Regions from separate parts of the Homo sapiens genome. Here regions 1, 2, 3, 4 and 6 are each linked to region 5. The links are chromatin contacts, found by Hi-C in ENCODE. All regions are on one chromosome and are shown on one strand. The core of a region is the stretch at or near the end of the contact, and the rest is flanking DNA. Distances in the headings are between cores, read along the strand shown.

Region 1 (3,431 bases), core at 831-3,330, 5.5 Mb before region 5:
TTTATTAACTTATAAAGTATAACTGTTCTATATTATTTCCAGTTATTATTGTTCATCTCCTATACTGCCTCATTTATAAACTGGATTTTATTACAGGTATGTAGTCTAGGAAGAAACATAGTATATATAGGTTGGGTACTATCTGCAGTTTCAAGCCTCCGCTGGGGTTCTTGAAAGGTATCCTCTGAGGATAAGGGGGAACTACTGTTCAGACATTCATTGTTCAACTACTAAATGGTATAGCCTATTGCTCCTAGGCTACAAACCTGTACAGCAAGTTACTATACTAAATACTGTCAGCAACTGTAACACAGTGATAATTATTTGTGCATTTAAACATTTATAAACTTAGAAAATGCAGTTTGCCTCCTGATCAGAAAGAAAGAAAATGAAAAGGTACAGTAAAAATATGGTATCATAATCTTATGGGACCACCGTCACTGATGTGGTCAACACTGTTGTTATGCGGTCCATGACTTATCACAAGACACTTTTCACTGAGGAAATTACAACGATTTTAGGAATTCTGTGCCAGGAAAGCATGACAAAAAACAAACATTTATTTTTTATTAGAGCACAGAGTTATAGTGACATTTTATTCGGTTAACTAATTGCTTGCATAAATTTAATTTGTTAAATCTATACAGTCTAAACTTGTATTTTCCTGGGAGAGCTGCTCTTGCTGGGCTTGGGCTTCTCTGCTAGTCTGGCTGACCTTTCTCTGGCTCCACATAGAGTGAACAGTTCGCCAAGTCTTCTGAATGGTGACTCTACACAGTGTCCCACCCTCAAATCCATCCTATGCAGTGTGTATTCCTTACACATTCCCTTTGGAAGTACCCCCGGAACCCCATGGCCCTCCTATCTGCAGGCAGCTTCGCCAAGGCCGACCCACACTTTCCCAGCCTCCAGCCTCAGCCCTCCCTCTCTTCATCTCAAAGTAAAACCTTAAGATTTCCCGTCTAAATTTAAGGCTTGGCTTGAGTCTACGCCCCAGCCTGTCTCCATTTACACATCACTGAGTCAGTCCCCTCCCATGAATTTTCTACTTATGATTCCAACTGCCCATGTAACAACTTCACTCTGTGGCAATTTAGAAACACCACGTCCAAAATTCAACTCCTACTATTTCCCTGAAACCTGCTCCCTCACCAGATTTCTTTGTCAACTCTTCCAGATGTTCAGGTAAAAGAAAAACTTGGGATCATACTTCACTCCCACTTTTGCTCATAGGCACAAATGATGGAGCAGAAAATCCTGCTGGCTTTACCTTTAAGATCTACCAAGATTCTTATTACTTAGGTCCCTTCAGCAACCCGTCTGGTCCAGAATCCACCATAATCCTCCTGGAGCCTACTACAGCAGTCTCCTCACCAGTATCCCTGCGTCCACCCCCATCACTCCGTAACAGTCTGTTTTCTCCACTCATTGCCTTTGAAATATTTTTTCAGACCCTCACTCAGATCGTGTTCTCCTTTAGTTCACAACCCTCCATGGCTCCCAAAGACTCAGAATTAAAAACCCCGGTTGCTCAGGCTGCCATGGCAGCCGTGCCTTCTTCTCCTCATTCTCTCTGCTCCCTGCAGACACAGGTCCGCCCCCAAGTTTCCGAATGCTCGCGACCCCGGCGCACCTCCCAGGCTCTGCGCGTGCAGCCCCCACGGTACGCAACGCTCTCCCTTCTTCACCTCACCGCCCGTCAGCTCTGAGGACCCCACCCAGAACTCCTCGCTGTCCTGGAGAAGAGGCCTGAACTGCAGAGACCCACGCAGGTGACCCCAGTCCGGGGCCTCAGGACCCAGGTGAGGATCCGAGGACTCCGCTCTCACCTGCGGCGTAATCACTAGCGCTGCCTCGGCCATGGGACTTTAGGCGGGGCGGGGCCTGGAAAGGCGGGCGGTAAAGCCCGGGATCCGGCGTGCGTGCGGTGGCAAATCGCTGGGCGACGCTCAGACCGAGACCAGGCAAGCTCCTCTGCGGGCGGACACCACCTCCACCGGTTTCCGGCTCCAGTTACCTGGCCCGGACCCAGCGAGCCGGAAACGCCCAGCCCGCGGACGCGCTCGCAGGCAGCAAAAACGACCACCACCGGAAAGACGCCGGAAGATTCTGGCGTATTGCGCACTTACGGAGGTGCCCCTTTCCTGGGCAATGATTGGTCTAAGGCCCCGGCACGCTCGGCGCACAGTATTCTGGGTGGTGTAGTTCCTACCACGCCGCAGTCCGCCGCGCTGTGAGGACTCAATCCAAGAAAGAGAGGACAAAGGAAAAAACCCATCAAACTAGGGTCAGCAAAGCCTATTACATACACAGGATAAAAGAATACGATTTGATCTTCATTTCTCAACACAAAAGTTGACATATATTGCATACAATACATTAAAAATGTTGACAATTGAGAATTGACGCGACCCTTAATTTTTTTCTTTTTTTTAATGTAGAAACTATAACCAAAAATAAAATTCAAAGGCCTCCCAACTATCTGAATGGACCCCCTCCTCTCAGCATTATAGAGTTAACCTGAAAATCTAGTTCAGGCCATTATGGAAGAAGGGGTTGGACATGCCTCATTCTACCCCTACAGCAATAACATCAGCATAGACCTTAAGTCTGATAAGAAACATTTACAATCTATTTCTCTGAAACTTGCTACCTGCAGGCTTCATCTGTATGATAAAACCTGGGTCTCCAACCAAGGTGATCACTAACAGTGGGGTCAGCATCCCCTTATCCCACACGTTTGTGTTTATTCTGTTTTTTTGCCCTCAAGTGTTAGTGACTTAAATTACATAATGTATCTATTATCATAAGTGGAACTGAAATGAGATTGCAGAAACATTATATCTTCTTTTTCTTTTCTTTTTTTCCTTTTTTTTTTTTGACAGAGTCTCACTCTGTCGCCCAGACTGGAGTACAGTGGTGCAATCTCTGCTCACTGTAACCTCCACCTCCCAGGTTCAAGCGATTCTCCTGCCTCAGCCTCCCGAGTAGCCGGGACTACAGGCATGCGCCACCACCCCCGGATAATTTTTGTATTTTTAGTAGAGACAGGGTTTCACCATGTTGGCCAGGCTGGTCTAGAACCGGCCTCAAGTGATTCGCCTGCCTTAAAGTGCTGGGATTACAAGCATGAGCCACCATGCCTGGCTTTTTTCCCCCATATTTAGCAATTAGCTTTTGTTGCTATCCATTGTCTTCATTTCTCTTTAGTTTTTAATTGTTTATAATTTTGACATTTTATAATTACTTAAGAAAGGTTAGAAAAATTACCATTTAGATTGGAGTCATATTAAATAAGACACCTATATTGTAAAAATATCTTTATGAATGTAATCTTTGGCTATAGTGTTGTAACCGAGCGAGTTATAGAGAAATGCCACACTCTGAGACTAATTCTGGAGTCCTTTTATTGCCAGCGACCGAGAGACAGC
Region 2 (3,293 bases), core at 324-2,823, 5.4 Mb before region 5:
CTCTTTAAACTAGATTCTGACTTGCTTGGTTATTTAAGATTGATATAGTTCCTTACTGTTTAAGTCAATTACCTGTTTTTACATCCCTAAGTTAATGAGTTGTAGGATGGGGCTGAGCAGTCAATCAGTTACTGGTCCGTTCAGCAAACAGGTCAGCCTGCCATATAATGCAGTAAAGGGAGCTTGCTGGAGGCCCTTAACTGTGGTGGAGGATGTGAGAAAGCCCTGCCCAGTTTTGGACCCAGTTGCTGCATGGCCTTATCTTGTTCCCTAAAGAGTGGCCCTCAGGGCCAGCTGAGTTAGAAGGGTGGAGTGACTACAATTATCTCATGCCTCAGTCTCTGTATTCCAGGGCAACTCCTTATCCATCCAGGCCTCTTTTTCAACAGAAACAGACCAGACTCTTAGCCCATATCTGCTCCCTTCTGCAGGGAGTATCAGAGATGCCCTCCCTACCATGGTCTTTCCTCCAAATCTGAGCCCTCCCCTACCTCAGCCCATATGAAAAAACGATGTAGGATTCTTCCTTCTCAATCTGATCCACAGGCCAACTTCTCAAGTGCACAACTTCTAACTCATTTAAAGCTCCAGGCCAGCTACCTTCCCTCACCTTTGGAAATTACGTCCACCTACCCATGTGATGTCGCCCAAAATCCAACCCAGGATCTTCTGTCTGAAACCCGCTCCTTAAGCTGATATCTCTAATTCCATTCTTTCAGATTTTTCAGGCCAAAACAAAACCTATGGAAGACACCATTCACTACCGACTTTCCCTCACAGCTATGTTTGATGCAGCAGGAAATCCTGTTGACCCTATCTCTGAGATCCATCCAGAGTCTCATCACATCTCCCCTCTACTGCAACCCCTCTGGCCCAGCCCTACCATAACTCAAGGGGTCTCCTCAGCGGTCCCCCTGCCCCCGTTCAACATCCTGTTTTCCCCAACTTTAAACTTCTAACTCTGGGCGTGACCCTCCCATTCGTCCTCCCTGCACAGCCCTCTATGGCTCTCTGCGGCTCCACTGCCCTTCCAGGGGAGACTCCGCCTCAACCTCTGCTCCTTGGAGACAAAGACGCTCGGGCTCCCCAGTGCCGCCCGTTCTGCAGTGCCTCCAAGCCCCAGAGACGTGTCGGTCTCCGACGGGAGCTCCCCCGCCTCATCGCACCGCAGTCCCAGTCCCGGGCACCCCACACAAGAACGCCCCTCTCTTAGAGACACAAGGGCCTAACCTGCAGGGCGGCTCCTTGGGACTTCAGCACTGGGAGGAGGGGTTGGGCGGGGCGGCCTGGGACGCTGCACGCACCTCGGTCAGGTTCATCGGCGCGGCCTCCTCCAGTCCACCCAGGGAAGAGCGGGGCGGGAACGGCGGTCACCTGGACGCTGACGGAGGCAGGGGCGCCTGCAGCCGACTCAGCCGATCCGCACTCTAGCCTCTGTGTAGAAGGAACACCGCTTCTCGCGTTTTTCCGCTCTTTCACCTCAGTCCCGACCCAGAGCTCTGGGACCCTCTAAATCAGTGAACAGATCCCTAGGTAGCCATGCTAACGCAACCATGAGGGCGCCGCCAGAAGTCCCGCCCACACAATTGAGACCTCATTAGTCGTCTCTCTGCTAGACCAATGGCTACACTCGCTGCCCTGCCCCCGCAGTGTCTTCTGGGTAATGTAGTTCTCACGTTGCTGCCTGTGTCGCCCGCAGTGTCTTCTGGGTAATGTAGTTCCCACGCTGCTGCCTGCCTCGCCTCACAATGCTGGGCGCGCGGACCTTACGGAAAAAAGCTGGAGGCTCCTGGAGGAGCGTTAAGAAATGCAGTTCCGGGGCTCTTAAGGACGTGGAGGGGCTTTGCTGACTCCTAAACTGCAAGTAACCAGATTTTCCCGGAGAGCAGTCTAGGACAAGTCTGAGAAATATTTCAGAGACCTGTCGTTTCAGATTCTCTGAAGCACAGCAAGTCCCGAAAGGAAGAACATCAGAAGCGACATGGCTGACCATAATGAACTGGTCCTCCATTCATAGCGGTCAGCTCTTTTGTGCTTGTCAAGTACACACATACTGAGGCTCTGGAGACTTTTTTTTGATCGTTAGTGTGCTTCTGTTGGGACAAGAAAGAAAAGACCCACACAGGATGTGATGGAGAGTTGAAGGAGGAATATCTTTCTGTCGACGAAAAGGGTGGAACTTTGTGAAATAGTTGAAGAGATTTATTCTGAGACAAATATGAGTGACTAATGGCCCATGACACGGCTCCAAGATATCCTAAGAACATATGCCCAGGGTGGCCCATCTACAGCTTGGTTTTAACAATTTAGGAAGACGTAAGACATCAATCAATACATGTAAAATGTACATTGGATTCCTCTGGAAAGGCGCAACTGGAAGGGAGGGGCGGGGCTTCCAGGTCAGGTGGGTTCAAAGATTTTCCGATTGGCAATTGGTTGAAAGAGTTTGTATCTAAAGACCTGGAATCAGTAGAAATGGTTGTCTGGGTTAAGGGGTTGTGGGCCGGGCGTGGTATCTCACGCCTGTAATCCCAGCACTTTGGGAGGCCGAGGTGGGCGGATCACCTGAGGTTGGGAGTTCGAGACCAGCCTGACCAACATGTAGAAACCCCATCTCTACTAAAAATACAAAATTAGACGGGCATGGTGGCACATGCCTGTAATGCCAGCTACTCGGGAGGCTGAGGCAGGAGAATCGCTTGAACCCGGGAGGCGGAGGTTACGGTGAGCCGAGATCTCGCCATTGTACTCCAGCCCGTGCAACAAGAGCGAAACTCCGTCTCAAAAACAAAAAAAGACAAGGGGTTGTGAAGACCAAGGTTATATCATGCAGATGAAGCCTCCAGGTAGTCTTATAAGGCCTTATGATAAGGCCTCAGCTCCTGAGCTAAAGCTATCTTCCCACCTCAGCCTCTAGAGCAGCTGGGACTGTAGGTACAGGACACCGTCCCTGGCTTTATTCAGCTTTTTACAATGCACTACAAAAAGTCGGCATTTAGAGCTATTTTTCTCTCACTGCAATTGAGTAGCAGTGAGAGAAAAATTGAGTAGCAATAGTATTGCCATCAGGTGGTGGCAATACTACCTGAAAACCATGCCCCCAACAAATGAAGATTTGGATAATGCCTTATGGTCTCTTCTGCAGGATTAGTGAAGGAAGAACAAAGAAAAGACCAAAAATTAAAACCCATTCTCTTTATATTCAGAAAAGGAAAGGGCTATTTTTTGGCCAAAGCGTTACAATTTAGTTTGCCAACCAGTTTAAAAAAAAAAAAAAAAGGAAAAATTAACTC
Region 3 (2,958 bases), core at 88-2,587, 5.5 Mb before region 5:
GTTGACAGTTTAAATATATCCTACATTGTGCTTTTCTTTGCCTCACTTCTTCCACTTATTTTACTATTATTTTACCTTTCTATTGATTATTTATTTATATTCCAAACATTTCCTCTTCTAGTTTGAAAAGTATATACGCTGACTGTATTTATTATATTTAGGCTAAAAATTACAAACGTTTAACACATTAGCGTGCCATACAGGATTGTAATACATTTGCTTTCCACTTGGAAATATAAAAAATTTAAAACTTTGAGCAACTAGCCTCCTTTCAATTTATATGTAGTTGAGGTTACGCACGGGAATTCCATCATTCTAACTCAATAAGTATATCTACTTATGTTTTACACTGTAATATGCTGTTATTTTAATCAAAAGATGCACTTCTTTTCATCTTCATTTCTTCTCTCATTGCAGACTTTTCACCTGAGATCAACTTTCTTTGGCCTTGAGTATTATTTTAAACATTATTTTTTGTGTAAATGTATTTCCATTACATTTATCATTTTTGGTTTCAAATAGTTTTATATCACACTTCCATAAAAGACATTTTGTTGTGTATAGACATCTAGTTTGGTGGTTATTTCTTCTTTACAGAAAGTGTTCATGTTGCCCTTTTCATTGCCATATGACATTTGATGAATTCTGTCTTTTCAGACACTTGTAAAACACTTAAAATATTGAATACATCTCTGTATATGGAGTATGAAATACTATCTTGAACAAGAGTATTACTTGTTGGGTTTGACACAATCACTGCTGTATAAGCAGGATAAATATTTTCTGAGGTAACAGACAGAAGGGTTATTCACTTACTTCAAGGCCACCAAACATCCCCACTCCACGTTCCACATCATGGTGTCTGGAGTCTTTTCTTTCTTGTGCCTGACAGAAAATGCTGAGGCTCGCCAAACTAACTCTGGAGCATCAGGCTACACGCATTTGAAAACAATATTTGTTAACTTCCAGCCATAGAAATCTGAGTGACGTCAGTGTATGGTGTGTCCATTTTATTTTTTGATGAGCATTCTCTGCGTAAGGAAGGCTGAAATCATGTCTCTAAACATTCCTTTGATGTCAAACACGACGTTCACCAGAAATACAGATATGGCTCCTTCAAGAGGAAGCTAAGCTCCGTCTGGGCCTTGGAGACGAGGGACACCATTTCCACGCGCCCCTGGCGGTCTTCTCTGGGCTTTTAACCTGGAGGTGAAGCGAGACGCCGCTTACTAGTGTTGGTGCCGTGGGAACTACATTACCCAGGAAACTTGGCGGCTCTGGGCCAATGAAAACCCAGGAAATAGGCGTTTCCGTTGGTCCTCACCAACGTCAGGGCGGGACTTCCTCTACCATCCTCGGGTGGACATTTTGTTTGCTTTTCCATTAATCCACTGGTTTAGTTTCCAGAACGCAATGTCAGACCTGAGGTGACAGAAAAGGGAAAACGTGAGAGAGTGTCTTCTTCCCTGAAGAGAGGTGGGCCTGAGGCTTGACAGTGGCGCTGCCTGAGTGACCTAGCCGCTGGGCTGGGCCCTGGACAGCTGATCCCAGGTTCCTGCACTTGTCGCCACCCTTCCGTAGTCCACAGGCCTGATGGCGGCGGCTGAGCCGATGGGCCCGGCACAGGTGGGTGCTGCGTCTGCGAGTCTGCGCGCTGACCCCCATCTCTGAATCCCAAAGCTTCGAATGAACGATTCCTCGGGTTACTGCAGCTCAGGCCCCTGTATCTAGAACAGTGGGGGCGCTCGTGTTTGGGACCCATTTTGACAGCACGAGTTGAAGGACGTTCCAGGCAGAGAGACCAGTGTATGCAAAGGCTCAGAGATGGTTCACAGCTGGAGCATTTGGGAAAACTGGGCCTTTAGTGTCTGAAAGGATCAGAGCGCTTTATAAGTGATTGCACCTGGAATATCATCCTGAGCAGCTGGGTCTCTATTCTGAGGGTGATGGGAGCCATGGAAGGTTCTGAACAGAGGAGAGCCAGAATCCGAGGGTTTAAAAAGTATTCCATAGACTGCTCATGGAGGGCAGACTCTTGTTGGCCATGGGGGCGGATAATGAGCACTGTTCCGAGCTAACACAGTTAAGAGGTATCCTTGAAGATGGAAGCACAGAGGGTAGACATTCAGCTCCCAGGCACATTGTAACTGGGTAGGAATATGGGATGGGGTTGAGCCTTTGGGGTTCCTTCAAGATTGCTTGACTCGCATAGTCTCCCTCTTCCCCACAGGTTCCCATGAACTCAGAAGTAATTGTGGACCCTATACAGGTGAGGGGAGAATGTCCATGCTCTCACCGATCCCACCCCCACCCAATACGCTCTCCAGCATTGTGGTGTTATATAGAACACTCTCCTGCTACTCTCCGATCTCTTGGGTCTGAGGACTCTGGAGAAGCCCCAAGCCCAGGGTCCTGACTCCGGGCCAGGGGTTTTATGGAGGGGTTTCCATTTCTGCCAACCATTGGAATAAGGTTGGAAGGTTGTTCCAGGCACAGGAACCAGCCTGTGCAAAATACTTAGAGGTGAGACTGAGAAGGGAGTTTTCAAGAAATTGCAGGTCTCTGTCATGTCTGGTGGGAACCAAGAGCAAGGGGGCGGGAATCATCCTGAAATGGCTTAAAGATGATTATGTAGATTGGGAGTTAAAAGAGAATATTCATTTCACAGTGGTAGTGCATTTAGTGAGCCAGGAAAGTGATGGTGGAGAGCCAGAGTTGTGAGATAACTGTGATCCAAAGAGTGATGTACATATGGAAAGAAGTGTAGACTGATGACGTCTGGGCTTAAAGGAGAAAGGCAAGCCCATCTTTGGTTGTCTGGTAAGCATGATGTTAGTGACCCCAGAGGAATTTGCTTACAGAAGGGTGAGGCCCTGTATGCTAAGCACAGAGCTTAGAGGGTGACAACTTCTTCACCTGCCTGTGGTTGCTATGGGTAGACACAGTGATCCATTGGGA
Region 4 (3,475 bases), core at 326-2,825, 6.2 Mb before region 5:
CTTGCTTGATGCCAATTTATCTGCTGAAATCTAAACATAAGCCTGATCCCTGCATAGACCTTTGGGAGGCCGAGATGGTCGGATCACCTTAGGTCAAGAGTTCCAGACCAGCCTGGCCAACATGGTGAAACCCCGTCTCCACAAAAAACACACACAAAAAATAAAAATAAAAAAAAAATTAGCTGGGTATGGTGGCACACGCCTGTAGTCCCAGCTACTCGGGGAGGCTGAGGCAGGAGAATCACTTGAACCCAGGAGGCGGAGGTTGCAGTGAGCCAAGATCGCGCCACTGCACTCCAGCCTGGGCGACAGAGGGAGACTCCATCTCAAAAAACAAAAAACAAACAAACAAAAGACCTGTCAATTACTCTTCCCAATATAAAGGATACAAGCAAGAGCCTTAACCTGGCCTTCAGAAGCCCCTACAATCTGGTCTCTATTCTAACTACACCCTTGGAAAACCAAGCAACCTGCGGTTCCACCATCACGCAGGATCTCTCATGCCCAACCAATCTCTACCCCCTCCCCGAGGTGCTCTGGAGGATGGGGGTATCTCAGGGAAGGTGGTATCTCACCACCATCCGCATCCTCCCAGGTGCAGTAGCGGACTCAAAAGCTGAAGGAAGCCTCTACTCACACAGGACCAGGCCGTCGGAAGCCTGGAGGCCATAGTTTCCTCCTTCTCAATGTGTCTCTGGTGGAAGTGGGCAGAGTCCTGAGGAAACCGAAGTTGGGAGGGGAGGGAGAGGCTTAAGGTGTCCGCTGGGGAGCTACCGCAGCCTCCGCCCAGGAACGGCTCCCTCAGCGGGAAATGACAAGTCCACCCAAACTGGAAAACGCCCAGAGTGAGTCATAGGACTCCCACAGGACTGGATAGGACCAGTTTTCCCCTCCCCGAGAGGACACCGAGCCTCCTCTGTCCCGCGCATCGGAGGGGATCGCCTCCCTGGCCCAGACCCCACGCTTCCGGAGGCGATCTGTTCTCTCCACCGCGGCGCCCCGAAAGCACTGTCTCCCCTCGGGGTTCCGGGTCACCGACCCCATCCCACAGAGCGGCGGGAGGACTGCAGGCACGGCCGGCTCAGGGTACCCGAGCTCGGCGGAAAATGCAGAGGCCGCGCTCGCCCCCAACTAACGGTTCTGGACCCGCCCAGCGCAGCCCCCGACGGACGCAGGTTTCGCGCGGCACTCACCCGGCGCGCGCCGCACAATGGCGCCCGTCGGCCGGCGGCGAAGTGCGTCAGCCCGCCGTCCCGAACTACAACTCCCAGACGCCCCCGCGGCGCGCCAGCTTGCCTCACCCAGCGGCGGCCATCTTGACTGGCCGGTTAGGGGCGGCAGGCGAAGCCGGGGACAGCAGGAGGAGGATACTCGTCGATGTCCCTCGGCGGTCCAGCTAGGCAAGGGGAGGCCTCTGGTGAGGGACGCTAGGCCGCAGGGCCCCACACTAATGTGGGCGGCGACCCGAGCTGGGAGAGAGTCGTGCCCTGCCACGAAGGCGACCACTCTTGGGGCAGAGCAGAAGCTGGAGAAAGGAAAGGCGCTGGACAGGGGTCAGGCCGGAAGTGCTGGAATGGGTGATGCTTGGTTGGGTGGCGGTGGGGGCGGGATTAATTATGACGTCCCTTGGGAAGAGGAAGGGCGGGTAGGGCCGGAAGTGCAGGGGGCGGGCCTAACTGGCCGTCCATCTGGGTGGAGGGGCGGGGACAGGGAGGGCGGGGAGAATGTAGGAGGCGGGGCTAGAGTCCACGCAACTTTTGGGGAAGGAGGGGGACTGGAAGACGGAAGTCGCGGGGGGAGTGGGGAGAGGTACTGAAGTTCCACCAGTTTCAAAGTCGAGAAAGAAGGGGAGGACTGGGAGAGCCGGAAGTGTGCAGGAGTTGGGACTGACGGCACTTATGTTTCTGGGAGATGGGTCCTGCCTGAAAGTGAGGGTGGACAGGGCCAAGTGTCCACTCAAGGTCAGGGAGGGGAGGGAAACTCGGAGGACCGGAAGTGTGATGGGAACGTGGCCAAACGTCCACCCTAGTTCTGGGGATTAGAGGAAGGGAGTAGGAAGGTCAGGGGTGTGCAAGGGGAAGGAGGGAAGACTAGGTGGACCACAAGTGTGATGGGAATGAGGCCAAACGTCTACCCTAGTTCTGGAGAGATGATCAGGGCTAACTGTACCCCAGGCATTGGGGAGGAGGAGCAGGATCCTCTGCCTAGTGTCCCCCTGTGGTCCAGTTTGCTCCTGGAAGCTGAGGTGCTCATGTCTAGGGAGAGGAAACCTAAGTCTGTAGCTGTCCAGGACCTGGTGTGTGCCACCCATCCTTGGGCCCAGGGTGCTCTCATCTTCCTTGGGAGCTCAGGACAAGGAGGTATTCTCTTGGCTTCCTCAAGGACCGACATCTGGTGTTTTCTTATCTTCCTTAGGTCCCAGGTCCCAGTATGGTCTTGTCTTCTTGGGACCTGAGGGCCCTAATGATCTCTCTCAGTGCTCAGGACCCTGTGTCCTCTTTCTTGATATTTCCTGGCAGGTCTCAGCAGCCCTCTGCCTCCCTCTGGTGGTCGTGTACACTGCCTGCTAAACTTGTTCCACGGGTTGTTGGTTTTTTTGGTCACTGTGGAGGATCCAACCTCAGGCTACACATTGTTTAATTGTTGCTGTTAGTGTGTTGATTTTGGCATAGGAGTATTTACTCAGAGACTGTGCAGATATCTTATAGTCTAATAATATTTCATTGGATTTTTCGTGTCTATTATAGATACAACACCATCCCCAATTAATAAGTAATTTGATATCTTCTTTTTCCATATTTCAACTTTAAAAAATTAACATTGTATAGTCCTAGCTAGTATGACAGAGCTATGTTAAGTAGTCATGTTTACTAATAGTCTTGTTTTGTTCTGGATTTGAATAGGATACGTCTAGCCCTTCATAATCACAAGGAAGCAAACCCCCTTGGAAATTCTTTTTTTTCTTTCTTTTTTTTTTTCTTGAGACAGGGTCTTGCTCTGTCACCCCGACTGGAATGCATTGGTGCGATCACAGCTTACTGCAGCCTCCACCTCCTGGGCCCAAGTGATCCGCCCACCTTAGCCTCTCAAATAGCTGGGACAGGTGCACACCACCACACCTGGCTTTTTTTTTTTTGGAGACAGAGTCTTGCTCTGTCGCCCAGGCTGGAGTGAGGTGGCACAATCTCGGCTCACTGCAACCTCTGCTTCCTGGGTTCAAGCGATTTTCCTGCCTCAGCTGCCCAAGTAGCTTGGACTACAGGTGTGTGCCACCATGCCTGGCTAATTTTTGTATTTGTAGTAGAGACGGGGTTTCTCCATGTTAGCCAGCCTGGTCTCGAACTCCTGACCTCAGGCAGTCTGCCCACCTCAGCCTCCCAAAGTGCTGAGATTATAGGCATGAGCCACCCCGCCTGGCCTCTTTTGTACTTTTTTGTAGAGACAGAAACCTCACTATGTTGCCCAGGCAGGTGGA
Region 5 (3,172 bases), core at 492-2,991:
GTGACGAAGTGGTGTCTTTACCGAGGAGTCTTGCTCTGTCGCCCAGGCTGGGGTGCAGTGGCGCGATCTCGGCTTACTGCAACCTCCGCCTCCCGGATTCAAGCGATTCTCCTGCCTCAGGCTCCCGAGTAGCTGGGATTACAGGCGCGCGCCACCGCGTCCGGGTAATTTTTGTATTTTTAGTAGAGACTGGTTTCGCTTTGTTGGCCAGGCTGGTCTGGAACTCCTGACCTCAGATGATCCGCCTGCCTCGGCCTCCCAAAGTGCTGGGATTACAGGTGTGAGCCACCGTGCCCCACTTCACTTTCTTAAATGTTGTGTTTAGAAGCACAAACTTAAAAAAAAATCAAGTCCACTTTATTAATTTTATTTTGTTTTGTGGGTCATCCTTTACTCTCCTCTCAGAATTAACTCACGTCCATGAGGATTATCTCCCTTTTCCTTCTCTAAGTTTTATACTTTCTCTTAAACTTAGATCTATGATCTATTTTGAGTTAACTTTTGTGTATGGTTTGAGGGTCCTAACTCATTTTTCTGGATGTGGATATCCAATTATCCCAGTGCCGCTTGTTGAAAAGACTATTCTTATTGAATTGTCTTGGCACTTTTGTCAAAAACTCTTAACAATATTTTTATACTCTCAATTCTGGCTCTGCTCTTCCCATTGGCACCTTTACTAAAAGTGGCCTTTCTAGGAGGCCCAATTCCTTTAGTCTGTCGTGGCCAGGCTCACATCGTAATTCATTCTCAAAATCTCTTTTCTCTCCTCTCCTCTCCTCTTTTCTCTTCTTTTCTCCTCTTTTCTCTTCCTTCTCCTCCTCCTCTTCCTCCTTCTTCTTCTTCTTTTTTGTAAATAATAATCATTTTTTCGAGGCCAGGCGCGGTGGCTCACACCTGTAATCCCAGCACTTTGGGAGGCCGAGACAGGCAGATCACGAGGTCAGGAGGTCGAGATCATCTTGGCCAACATGGTGAAAGCCAGTCTCTACTAAAAATACAAAAATTAGCTGGGCGTGGTGGCGCGTGCCTGTAGTCCCAGCTACTTGGGAGGCTAAGGCAGGAGAATCGCTTGAACCAGGGAGGCAGAGGTTGCAGTGAGCCCAGATCTCGCCACTGCACTCCAGCCTGGCGACAGAGCAAGACTCCGTCTCAAAAAAAATTATAATTTTTTTCTTTCTTCACCACCCGCCCCCCCGAATACCTGCTATTTTTCTGTTCTTAAAAACCGCTTCCTGCAAGCTAATTTTCGCCAGACGCTTTCCCGTGGGTGTCTGCCTACCTGATGTGTTGCCTTTTCCCTTTCTACCTGATCTGTTACCTTTTCCATTTCCAATTCATTCTCTGGGATACCTACACCTGGCTGCACTGTTACTTGTCTTTTTCAAAACCTTTTTTTTTAAATTTAACAAAGTGGATGGAAAAGCGCTAAAGGCAATTTAGCTTGCCCCATATTTGCCTGATAAAGCCTGAGTCTCTGAAAATCTGCCCCCTTTCGCAAGACTTTAAGTGCCAGGAAACGAGGCGATTTCAGTGACTTCTCTTCTTCCCTGGCTCCTGGCTCAAAAACCTGCCACTGCCTTCTGTGCGTCCAATTTTCAAACATGGCTGCCGTCAGGAGCCACGGCTATGGGCGCGGCCATTTTACAGAGTAGGAAATGCCGTAAATGCGCTTGTCCTTGCTCTTTTAAACATTTTAGGTTCTCCTCGGCCGCCGTAGGTGGACCATAAACCCGTGCGAGGACTCCAGAAGTAGGAGCAGTTTACGGAAGTGTAACGTTGAGGCCCTTCTTGTGTATCTGGAGAAAATAGAGGTCAGTGTGTGGTTTTGTCCCTGAAAGTTTTTTGTCCTAGTTCAGGTTTTGTCTCAGTGGAAGGTTTGGGAGATCTGAGGACGTGGTGTACCCTGGACCACATAGTTTTTGGCAGGAAGACTGGGGAGCGCCGGGGTATAGGCATTTGGGAGGTACCTGGTGGGAGTCTGTGATCCCCCTGTCTGTGGTCCGCGTGCCTTTGGTGTGAGTACAGTGACTAAGGGTCTGTAGTGATCAACGGCCGTGTCCTAACTGTCAAGGTATGGATCACTCTGCTTGTAAAGGATGGAGGTGGCGATTAGGATCGATGCGGCGTCTGCTTCGGGTTCAGGATTTAATTTGGAACTCAGTGATGTTGGAGTCTGGGAGGATGTCCATCGCTGTAGAGTGTCTGGTCCGTGGTTCGGATGAGTAAGAGGCATGGGGCCAGTGTCTGTGGTACAAAGGCTTGTGAGGGCTGAAGCTTTCGAGACTTTGGAGCCCTGGGTCCTGGGTTGAGGTTCGAACCTCGGTTACTGGGGCAAAAGGCGACACAGCCCCCAGCATTAGTTCGAAACCATATATCTACTCTTCTGATCCTTGGGGTGGCTATTTACAGATCGGGGGGTCAAGTTCAGTCATACCCTCCGATTATATATTGTCTATGGCTGCAAAGGCAGCGGTTGAGTTGTTGTGACAGAGACCTCGTGGCCGGCAAAATCGAAAATGTTGCCAACCTCTGCATTCACTTCTTTTATTTTTTATTTATTTTTTTTATTTTTTGAGACGGAGTTTCACTTTTGTCTCCCAGACTGGAGTGCAATGGCGCGATCTCGGCTCACTGCAATCTCCGCCTCCCGGGTTCAAGCGATTCTCCTGCCTCAGCCTCCTGAGTAGCTGGGACTACAGGCCCACGCCACCACGCCCGGCTAGTTTTTGTATTTTTAGTAGAGACAGGGTTTTACCACGTTGGGCAGGTTGGTCTCGAACTCCTGACCTCAGGTGATCCGCCCACCTTGGCTTTCCAAAGTGCTGGGATTACAGGCGTGAGCCACCGCGCCCGGCCTTCACTTCTTAATATATAGTGAGTGTTGCTTGCCCGCCTTATATTCACACTTTCTTAACAGAATCTCCATTTCGTGAAGTATTCATCCCTGTGGCAAGGCGACCCAAATCCCAGTTTCTTAGTAAGGCCTTGTTGGTCTTAGCCAATCTTGCTGGTTCCAATTGCCATTGCTAGTGATAGGTTTGACATGGAAATGAGCTTAGGCGTATGGTGCAATTCTAGCCAACTATGTATGTGAAAATCTGCCTGGGAGTTTCTGAGGGAGCATTTTCTTTTTTAAATATGTAATTTCTTGAATCTCTTTTTCCATGTTCGT
Region 6 (3,033 bases), core at 369-2,868, 8.0 Mb after region 5:
TTTTTGGTAGAGATGGGGTTTCACCATGTTGGCCAGGCTGGTCTCAAACTACTGACCTCAAGTGATCCACCTGCCTTGGCCTCCCAAAGTGCTGGGATTATAGGCATGAGCCACCACAACCAGCCTCACTAGTTTAGTCTCTATTAGCAATATTTAAAATTTTCTATAGTTAAAAGACATATGGGAAAACACATTAAAATATAACAATTTTTAAAAAAATGTTTATCAACAAATATAGAAGTAGACACAAAGAAAGACAAAAGAAATCAATTAGAAGCTTAACAGTTACTACCTTTACATCTTGGATACATGGGTAATTAAAAAACTTTTTCTACTCTCATTTCTCCTATTTCAGACTTTTCCACAATGATACAGTTCCACAACAGTACGAAATACTTGGAAAACATGAAACAAAATAGTTGAGAAATTTTTAAAAATTCCTAGACGTCCAAGCCCACGAGCCTTGCTCTCAACGTCCTTTCAATCAGGTCCTAACTTGCTTTCCCTACGAGTCCAGCTAGTTCCTCTGCCTCAATGAGAATGTATCCAAGAGGTGATCAACTCAGGCTCTGACCTGGACTGCCTAGGTGCCAACCCCAGCTCTACCTCTCACTAGTTGGCTGCTATGCACCCTGTGTCTCACTCTCATTTTTAAAACAAAGAAAAGCAATACTTCACAGAGCCACAGTGTGGCCTAAATTTATTTGTATAAAGCACTTAGAATGAAGTTACCAATTACGGCTTAATGATTATCAACACCCATTCCCGAGGACACACTCTCGGTTGGGTGAACATCTCTATAAAGGAAAAAAGCCAAGGACCAATCACATAGAGATTTGCCCTCAGTAGCCAAGAAGTCCCCTCCCTGCAGCTCTTTTAGAAAGGTCAGGCTGGGGAAGGCGAAAGTTGTGAAATACCCTGACTGCATCGCGGTCCCCCATAAAAGTTAAATGCTCCCCGCCCTTCGTGGAAGCGGACGCAACTCGCTTTCCTAAAAAGAGGTCAGAAGGCCTCCCGGGATCATCCAGCGTCCTGCAGGGATTAGGGAGAAGGACCAGGGCCCCTGCAGCTGAAGCTATGACTCCACCCGGGGACCTGACCTCTTCGGGAAGTTAACAAGAGACCACCAGTCACCAAGTGACAGGGACTGCTTTAAGGTTCTCATTTGCGTTATCTCTTTCAGTTCCCAAAAACGATTCTACTAGGATGGTTCTAATGTCCCCATTACCAAAAACAGCAATGGAAAGTATAAGGACATTGAGTAACACTCCACGTCACACTGCGAGAAAGCGGTCGCACAGGTAGGGTGGAGAGAGGCAGGCTGAGCGAGGTCAAAGTCCTGGAAACGCTCACAGCAGGGCACAGAGGACCCCGCCAATTCCAACCCCCGGGATGCGAGCACAGCACCCCCATCCCAGAAAGCTTCCGTGGACGGGAAAAAAACCCCATTCCCCGCCCCCACCAAACCTCCGCTCTCCGCCAAGGCTTCTTTTCCCTTGCTTGGATCATCGATCATCGGGTCGTTGCGACCCCAAGCGAAGGTGACAAGTTCAGAAGGACCCGCCAGACGCAGAAATGGCTCAAACTACGCGGTTATGTAGCAACCGCAGGCTCACACACCGGAAGTGCTCGCGTCTCCACAGAGCGTCTGGACTCCACTTCCCAGAATTCCCCGGTTCAACTGCTTGAGCCAAAGGGTCCGCCATTCCATGAAGTTGATGGACTACAGTTCCCAGAATTCACTCGTCCACCCGCCTGAGCCAACTTGCCCGCGACTCAGAGTGTGTCTGGACTCCGCTTCCTCCAATGCCAAAGGAAAATGTCTATAATCTCACTCTTCAGCGGGAAGCGTTGGACTCCGCGGTGGTCCTTGACTACACACACCGCAGTGCCCACCGGGAACGTATTCCATATCTCTGAGCGCCTGGTGGGGAATGTGGACTGTGACCCTGTGAGTCGTCCGTCTCTCTTCCTGAGTCTTTGAGCGAAAATAGTGTATAGACAGGAATTCCTGAAGTCTAAACGCCTCCCACGATGACAGGAGTGTTATTGGGAAGAGAACAAACGAGGAGATAAAATCTTCAAGGATTAGGATAATCTGACGATGGGAGGTTAAAACTAACGGTTTAAAGGATGAGCCAGGTGGAATGGTTTGGCAGGGGCAATGAGGAGCAGGAAGACACCAGCCCCTACTCCAGAAGCTGTGGGACCACTGGTTTGGCAGGAAAAGCCACCCCCATTTAAGATCACAGCTACTAGTGGAGAAGCGGTGTCGTCATGGAATAGCTATCTTCCCATAAACTTTTCATGGTATTCATATTTCTCCTTAGATGTAGAAACATCAAATTTCAGCGAATGTAGTGAATTGCTCAGTACCTCAGAGCAATAATGACTGATGAAGAGCTAGGCATTGGTATCAATCTTACATTGAGATTGTAAATGCAGTAAAACGGGAGGATTCTATAGGTGAAGGAGCATGTCTTATAAAGAGTTTTCTTCCTGGCCAAGCGCAGTGGCTCAAACCTGTAATGCCAACCCTTTGGGAGGCCAGGGCAGGACGTTCCCTTGAGCTCAGGAATTGGAGACCAGACAGGGAAATACAGGGAGACTTCGTCTCTATAAAAATTTTTTTTTAACTGGCCAGGCATGGTGGCCTGATCTTGGGACTACAAGTTCCAAGTACTCAGGAGGCTGAGGTGGGAGGATTGCTGAAGCCCAGGAGTTTGATTGAGGCTGCAGTGAGCTATGATGCCACCACTGCCCTCCAGCCTAGGCAACAGATACCTCAATAATTAAAGATTTTTTTTTTTAAGTTTCTTCTTATTTCTTGGTGAAACATAATTTCTTTATTATAGTTAGCAATTTAAAAACTGGCATTGGTTAAAAAATAATAACAGTATAAAGCTAAATTAGGAAACAATTCATCTAAAAACCTGCTCTTTTGAAGGTAACTTTTTTTCTCCCTATAAACATACATTGGCCTATAAACCAATATTCTTCTTTTTAAAAAAAATGGAGTCTACTGTTTACCTA

What was found. Hi-C counts contacts between places; a loop is a spot of excess contacts on that map. Pooled maps may share reads with other maps.
Region 1: a loop to region 5 is called in a pooled map, with 9 times the contacts of the local background. The contact joins the promoter of ZNF549 here to the promoter of ZNF350 in region 5. A Hi-C loop is called at or near these places in 2 of 50 pooled maps.
Region 2: a pooled map shows a loop between it and region 5 (13-fold over the local background). The contact joins the promoter of ZNF749 here to the promoter of ZNF350 in region 5. A Hi-C loop is called at or near these places in 2 of 50 pooled maps.
Region 3: a loop to region 5 is called in a pooled map, with 6 times the contacts of the local background. The contact joins the promoter of ZNF772 here to the promoter of ZNF350 in region 5. A Hi-C loop is called at or near these places in 2 of 50 pooled maps.
Region 4: a pooled map shows a loop between it and region 5 (10-fold over the local background). The contact joins the promoter of ZNF274 here to the promoter of ZNF350 in region 5. A Hi-C loop is called at or near these places in 5 of 50 pooled maps.
Region 6: a loop to region 5 is called in a pooled map, with 3 times the contacts of the local background. The contact joins the promoter of ZNF230 here to the promoter of ZNF350 in region 5. A Hi-C loop is called at or near these places in 2 of 50 pooled maps.

What each region holds. Positions count from the first base shown.
Region 1 is chr19:57,526,005-57,529,435 of GRCh38, reverse strand. ZNF549 (zinc finger protein 549) reads right to left here and starts at 2,080. Exons shown (of 4, transcript NM_001199295.2): 1 at 1,830-2,080. The coding sequence starts at 1,862.
Region 2 is chr19:57,433,605-57,436,897 of GRCh38, reverse strand. It overlaps ZNF749 (zinc finger protein 749), which reads right to left and starts at 1,573. Exons shown (of 3, transcript NM_001023561.4): 1 at 1,305-1,573. The coding sequence starts at 1,319. RefSeq lists enhancers at 1,009-1,058, 1,689-1,988.
Region 3 is chr19:57,475,945-57,478,902 of GRCh38, reverse strand. ZNF772 (zinc finger protein 772) reads left to right here and starts at 1,337. Exons shown (of 4, transcript NM_001144068.2): 1 at 1,337-1,626; 2 at 2,231-2,269. The coding sequence starts at 1,594. RefSeq lists enhancers at 823-2,022, 1,613-2,136.
Region 4 is chr19:58,181,161-58,184,635 of GRCh38, reverse strand. ZNF274 (zinc finger protein 274) reads right to left here and starts at 1,575. Exons shown (of 8, transcript NM_133502.3): 1 at 1,194-1,575; 2 at 638-715. The coding sequence starts at 670. RefSeq lists enhancers at 723-912, 539-1,250, 1,163-1,582, 1,251-1,964.
Region 5 is chr19:51,985,409-51,988,580 of GRCh38, reverse strand. It overlaps ZNF350 (zinc finger protein 350), which reads left to right and starts at 1,741. Exons shown (of 5, transcript NM_021632.4): 1 at 1,741-1,811. RefSeq lists enhancers at 1,575-1,814, 1,401-2,276.
Region 6 is chr19:44,001,542-44,004,574 of GRCh38, reverse strand. ZNF230 (zinc finger protein 230) reads right to left here and starts at 1,618. Exons shown (of 5, transcript NM_006300.4): 1 at 1,468-1,618. It overlaps ZNF230-DT (ZNF230 divergent transcript), which reads left to right and starts at 1,705. Exons shown (of 3, transcript NR_110727.1): 1 at 1,705-2,310. RefSeq lists an enhancer at 1,346-1,855.